Regions from separate parts of the Homo sapiens genome. Here region 2 is linked to region 1. Evidence: chromatin loops called from intact Hi-C (ENCODE). Cell type or tissue: heart right ventricle. All regions are shown on one strand. Each heading gives the region's core, and the rest is flanking DNA. Links, peaks and the distances in the headings are about the cores only. Region 1 overlaps RILPL1 (Rab interacting lysosomal protein like 1). Region 2 has its middle 13 kb from the start of TMED2-DT.

Evidence for each region. Peaks named below come from ENCODE experiments on the same cell type or tissue, not always from the same donor. Only the 100,000 strongest peaks of a DNase experiment are listed, where the experiment ranks them.
Region 2: a loop joins it to region 1, with 2.0 times the contacts of the local background. A loop is called at or near these places in 11 of 110 quality-filtered maps.

Annotation. Positions count from the first base shown.
Region 1 is chr12:123,483,653-123,486,560 of GRCh38, forward strand. It overlaps RILPL1 (Rab interacting lysosomal protein like 1), which reads right to left. Exons shown (of 7, transcript NM_178314.5): 5 at 1,981-2,153; 6 at 528-620. Among named protein-coding and RNA genes, the nearest start is that of SNRNP35, 27 kb to the left of the region's middle. In heart right ventricle, for the core only: no CTCF peak of the experiment used is centred there; no DNase peak of the experiment used is centred there; H3K27ac peaks cover 624 bases.
Region 2 is chr12:123,569,946-123,572,853 of GRCh38, forward strand. No RefSeq gene overlaps it. Among named protein-coding and RNA genes, the nearest start is that of TMED2-DT, 13 kb to the right of the region's middle. In heart right ventricle, for the core only: no CTCF peak of the experiment used is centred there; a DNase peak (open chromatin) is centred at 1,547.

The DNA.
Region 1 (2,908 bases), core at 294-2,793:
AGGTCACTCTTTTTTGCGGGGTTCTCCTGCAGCAACCAAGGCCTGACTCTGCATGCGTTATGCAGTAACCCCTGCTTAATGGACAGAGGGCTACATGGATGAGTCATCAGAGAACTGCATAGATGGGGTGGACCCAGGGCCACCTGACATCTCAGAGCTGAGGTCTCAAGCTTCAGATGCACAACCCACCCCTACCTCGCTACCCTTATTTCCTGTCCTCAAAGGCCCAGAGATGCACCCCACCCCCATGAAACACACTCCAGCAAGCTCCTGAGTATCAGCCACTGGCCCAAGCCTCTCCCCTCTCGCCTCCCGCACTCCCCAAACCTCTCTGCCCAGAGACCCCCAGGAGGGACTCAGCATTCAGGAAGGGAGATGAACTCAAAGTCGGGGGCCAGGCCAGACGTCTCAGCAGGATGTGGTTAGTCACAAGCCTGGCCCTGGGAGCAGGTGCCAAGGAGGAAAAGTCAAAGGACACGTGAACCGCCAGGTCAGCCGAGCGCAGAAGCTGGCAGCGCATCACTTACAGTCGCTTGATGCCCGACTCCGGCTGGGGGGACGTCCTCGGGTGGGCGATGGGTGGGGGTTGGGGTATTCGGTTTTCCTCTTCCATTTCTTCACTGGAAGGAGATGAGAGGCGTGAGATAAAAGAGTCAAAAGTTCCTTGAGAACTGGAACATTCCAGAAGAGAAGTGTCTGATGGTCTGAGAGGGTGCATGCTTTTTAGGGGACCCGCATCTGTATTTCCAGTTTATTCTGAAGAGTCCAGCCAAATAGAACCACTCCCCGTTTCCTGTCCTTACACAGGCTTCCCTGTCGCTACACCTCTGTGGTTTCTTCTACCCAGAATATACCTGTCACTCCTCAACATCTCCCATATCTAAATACTACCCTATCCTTTCAGGAAGGCCCAGTTCAAATGCTGCTTCCTCCAGGAGGCCTTCCGATTTCCACCCCATCCACAAACTCGAAGAAGTGATCTCTCCCACTCTCCCATCTTTTTTTTTTTTTTTTTTTTTTGAGACAGGGTCTCATTCTGTTGCCCAGGCTCGAGTGCAGTGGTACAAACATACATAGCTCACTGCAGCCTTGACCTTGGGCTGAAATGATCCTCCTGCTTCAGCCTCCCAAGTGGCTGGGACTACAGGGTGAGCCACCATACCTGGCTAATTTTTAAAAATTTTTGTGTAGAGATGGGGGTCCCACTATGTTGCCCAGGCTGGTTTCGAGTCCTGGGTTCAAGTGATCCGCCTGCCTCGGCCTCGCAAAGTGCTGGGATGACAGGCATGAGCCACCGCGCCCGGCCTCTCCCATCTTTGAACATCCAGTATACAGTCAGTAAACCTTTCAATAAAAATGTGTGGTATTATATTTTTTATGCATCTCTTATCTTCCCCACTGGAGCAGGGACCACCTCTGGTGCATGGGTCCTTCCTTCCAGCTTTCTATTCAACAGATATTTGTTGTGCACCTACTGTGTGCCAAGCTCCATTCTAAGTGCTGGGAACTTAGCCATGGACAAGATAAATAAGACTTCTGGTCTCATGTTGCTTGTGGTCTCATGTGGAAACCTACAATAAAGCAAGCATGAGAGTGAACAGGATAATGTAGGAGGTGAAAAGGGCCACATAGACCATTAACACCGGGGCCGGGTTTCATTCATTCATTCATTTAAAAAAAGAGATGAGGTCTCGCTTTGTTGCCCAGGCTAGTCTCGAATGCCTGGGATCAAGCAATCTTCCCGCCTCGGCCTCCCAAAATACTGGAATTAAAGGTGTGAGCTCTGGTGCCCGGCCTGGGCCCAAGAGTTTCAGAAAGGGGTTGTGAGCTTGTATGTAAGTTCTTTAGGCCAGAGAGGGTACCCAAAAAAAACACTGATGAAATGCTTGTCTTCCAGGGGGTAAGAAGGTAACTGTACAGAAACTCTGGCTAACCTCAGTAAGGAGCCAGCTCGGGCCATCCAGCCCCAGGGACACTTGCCTCTTATAGTAAGCCAGCTCCTCCTGCAGCAAGAACACCTTGGACTTGAGCTCGTTCCTCTCGTGCAGCACGTCCCGCAGCTCCTGCAGGGTGAACCGGGGGCGGTTGGGGTCCTTGAGATCCATGGCCACCTTCTCTGCGTCGGAGATGCTCTCCTCTCCCACCGGCTCCGTCTGGAGGAGGCAGAGATGCTGCTAATGAATTCTTGGCAGCCACTGCCAGCACCCACTCTCTATCCTGAAGGAGCCCAAATTCTCCCCCTCCCGGGGTGCCAGCAGCCTGTGGAGGGTGCTATTTTCAGCACTCGCAGGCGGCCCTTGCTCACGTTCTGTACAGTTTCCCTCTGGAGGTGGAAGCCAGCAGCCACCTGTTCATTGTTCGCCTTCCCAATAGCCGAACCCACGGACCCCGCACCTCCCCACCCGACTTGGGGTTTCATTACAAACATGACAAGGCATCCAGGGAGGAGCTGTCACACCTCCCCTGCCCCCACCCTCGTACATCTGCTGCTTCCCCCTTTCCAGGCCTCCTTTCATCTCCTTACTAAGACCATTGCTAATTTGGCCAGAGTGGCTGGAATCTCAGCCTACACACAATTCTCCATTCCTTTTTCATTTGACAGTAAGTCATATCCATTTTCCCTGTTGTTATGGGCCTTCTGGTTAGGTCCTCTCCTCCCCAGTGGCTTTGAGTATCTGGAGTTCAGTGGAAGCCCGGCGGGGGTGCACACTCGGCCATTTCTCTGTGATGCGGGTGACCAACAGATCCCAGCATCATGCTAAGTCACCTGCCCCAGGTCACACCCACACCCATCCTCTCACCTTCTTGCATAGCGAGGGAGCCTTTTTAGAAAAATGTGGTAAAATATACATCATCTAAAATTTACCATTTGAACCTTTTAAAAGTGAACAATTTGGAAGTGACATTT
Region 2 (2,908 bases), core at 130-2,629, 86 kb after region 1:
GCCAGGCATGGTGACACATGCCTGTAATCCCAGCTACTCTGGAGGCTGAGGCAGGAGAATCGCTTGAACCCGGGAGGCGGACGTTGCAGTGAGCCGAGATCACGCCATTGCACTCCAGCCTGGGTGACAAGAGTGAAACTCCATCTTGGAAAAAAAAAAAAATGCTGCTATGAACCTTCCTGCCCATATACCTTTGGGCATATTTTACTGTATTTCTTTGTAATAGATTCCTAGAATAATGGAACTTGCTGGTTAAAATCTTAATAGATATTATCTAAAAGCCTCCAAAATGATTTCTAATGCATTCCCCCACCAATTGGGTATGAAAGTACCTGTTTCCCCCGTTCCCATCACTGGATATTATTAGAGATTTAAGTTCTTGCCAATTACATGGGTGAAGAAATGTGATTTCTTTTCCTTCTTCTTCTCCTCCTCCTCCTCCTTCTTCTTCTTTTCTTTTTTTCTTCTTTCTTCTTTTCATAGAGACAGGGTTTCACTGTGTTGCCGAGGCTGATCACGAACTCTGGGACTCATGCAATCTGCCTGCCTTGGCCTCCCAAAGTGCCAGGATTACAGGCATGAGTCACCGCTCCCAGCCAGTGCTGATGTTTCCTGTCACCTGCAGAGTTTTAACAGAAAGTCATTTCTTTGATGTGTCGCACATCCACACATCTTAATTTCATGTTATATGTATCTGTAACTGGATCTAATTTTTTTCTTTTCTTTTTTTTTTTTTGGAGACAGGGTCTCATTCTATCACCCAGGCTGGAGTGCAGTGGCATGATCACGCGTCACTGCAGCCTTGAGCTCCCCAGCTCAAGCAATCCTCCCGCCTCAGCCTCTCTAGTAGCTCAGACTATAGACACGCACCACCACATCTGGCTAATTTGTGTTTTTGCAGAGACAAAGACTCGTCATGTTGCCCAGGCTGGTCTCAAACTCCTGTGCTCAAGCAATCCACCTGTCTTGGCCTCCCAAAGTGCTGGGATTACAGGTGTGAGCCACTATGCCTGGGCTTTTTTTTTTTTTCTTTTTTTGAGACAGGGTCTCATTCTGTGGCCCAGGCTGGAGTGCAATGGCACAAACACAGCTCACTGCAGACTCAACCTCCCAGACTCAAGCAATTCCCCTATTTCAGTGGCTCAGAGGCCCCCACACTCAGCCTCCTAAGTAGCTGGGATCACAGGCACTCGCCACCACGCCCAGCTAATTTTTGTATTTTTTGTAGAGACAGGGTTTCACTATGTTGCCCAGACTTGTTTCAGACTCCTGGGCTCAAGCGATTCTCCCACCTTGGCCTCGCAAAGCGCTGGGATTATAGGCATGAGCCACCGCTCCCAGCCACCATCTTCCATTTTAAGAGATTCTATTCCCTTTCTTATAAATCCTGAGTGGTTCTATTCCCCTAAACTGTAGCTCTTTCCTCCTGAGCACATGCTGGACTCCATTTCCCAGCCTCCTTTGCTGCTACGGACAGTCATGTGATTGAGTTCTGATCAGTGGAATGTGGGCAGATGGAATACGCACCACTTCTAGGTCTGGCCCCCGCCCAAAAAACTCTTACATGATCTTCTACTCTCTTTCATTCCTCACTTGCCAGAGGGATGCAATGGCTCTAATGGAGAACACTGAAATTCTCCCTTAGGGAATAGTGGAGCTACTGAATCACTGTGAGAAAGGCTTAAGGTCGACTGTGCATGGGACTGTGATGCAAGCCAGAAATGAACTTTTATTGTGCTGAGCCACTGAAATGCTGAGGTCATGGTTATAGCAGCTCACCTAAGTATTAGTCAGGCTAAGCCTAGAATATGCTTCAGTAACAGCCTACCCTCAAAACCTGAAAACAATAAAGATTTACTACTCCATTTTGTCTGTGTTCTTCACGGTCATTCAGGGACCCAGGCTGAGTGAGGCTCTATTTTGACACATGCTTCAAAGCCACCAAGTTCGGGGCTGGGTGTGGTTGCTCACGCCTGTAATCCCAGCGCTTTGGGAGGCCGAAGTGGGCAGATCACTTGAGGCCAGGAGTTTGAGACCAGCCTGGGCAACATGGTGAGACCCTCATCTGCACTAAAAATACAAAAAATTAGATGGGCATGGTGACAGGTGCCTGTAATCCCAGCTACTCAGGAGGCTGAGGCAGGACAGTTGCTCGAACCTGGGAGGTGGAGGTTGCCATGAGTGGAGATTGCGCCACTGCACTGCAGCTTGGGTGACAGAGCGACACTCTGTCTCAGTTAAAAACAAAACAAAACAAAACAAAACCCACCAAATTGGGAAAAGCGAAAGGTTAGAGTAAAACACGGGAAATTAAATGCTTTGTCCTAGGAGTGACACATATTACTTCCATGCACAACAGATTGACAAGACCTCATCACATGGCCCTATTGAATCTGGAAGTTCTGATTCCCCTGTGTTTGGAAGGAGACGAGGAACCACTGAGAAGCTCTAATGACTGTCCTGACAAATGGTCCCTAAAGCAGGTGTTACTTCTACTGGAGCAGCCTCTCTTCTTCCTCTCTGTAACAGATGTTGGCTGTTTTGGCCAGCCCAGCATCCATTTCCCCTTCCTCTGGGAAAAGCACCTCAGTTTTCCTTGGAAGAAATATCCCTCCCTTACCACCTTAGTTGCTGTCAATCAATGTGCCCTGCACATTGCTGTCTTAGATGTAGGCACGTGACTTGCAATTGACTAATCAGATTCTCTTATGGGAGTTTGGGACTTGAGCAGGCTGATCAAGGATGGGAGCGTTATTTGGAGCTAATTTGCCAAACCCAAGAGACTAAACATTACCTCATGTCTATACCTTCCAGAGTTTCACTCATCACCTCATTCCTCCCCTATCCTAAGTTGAGTTGGTCAACTTTCCTTTGATTCTGTGAGCAGAATCACCTTTTAGAATATTAT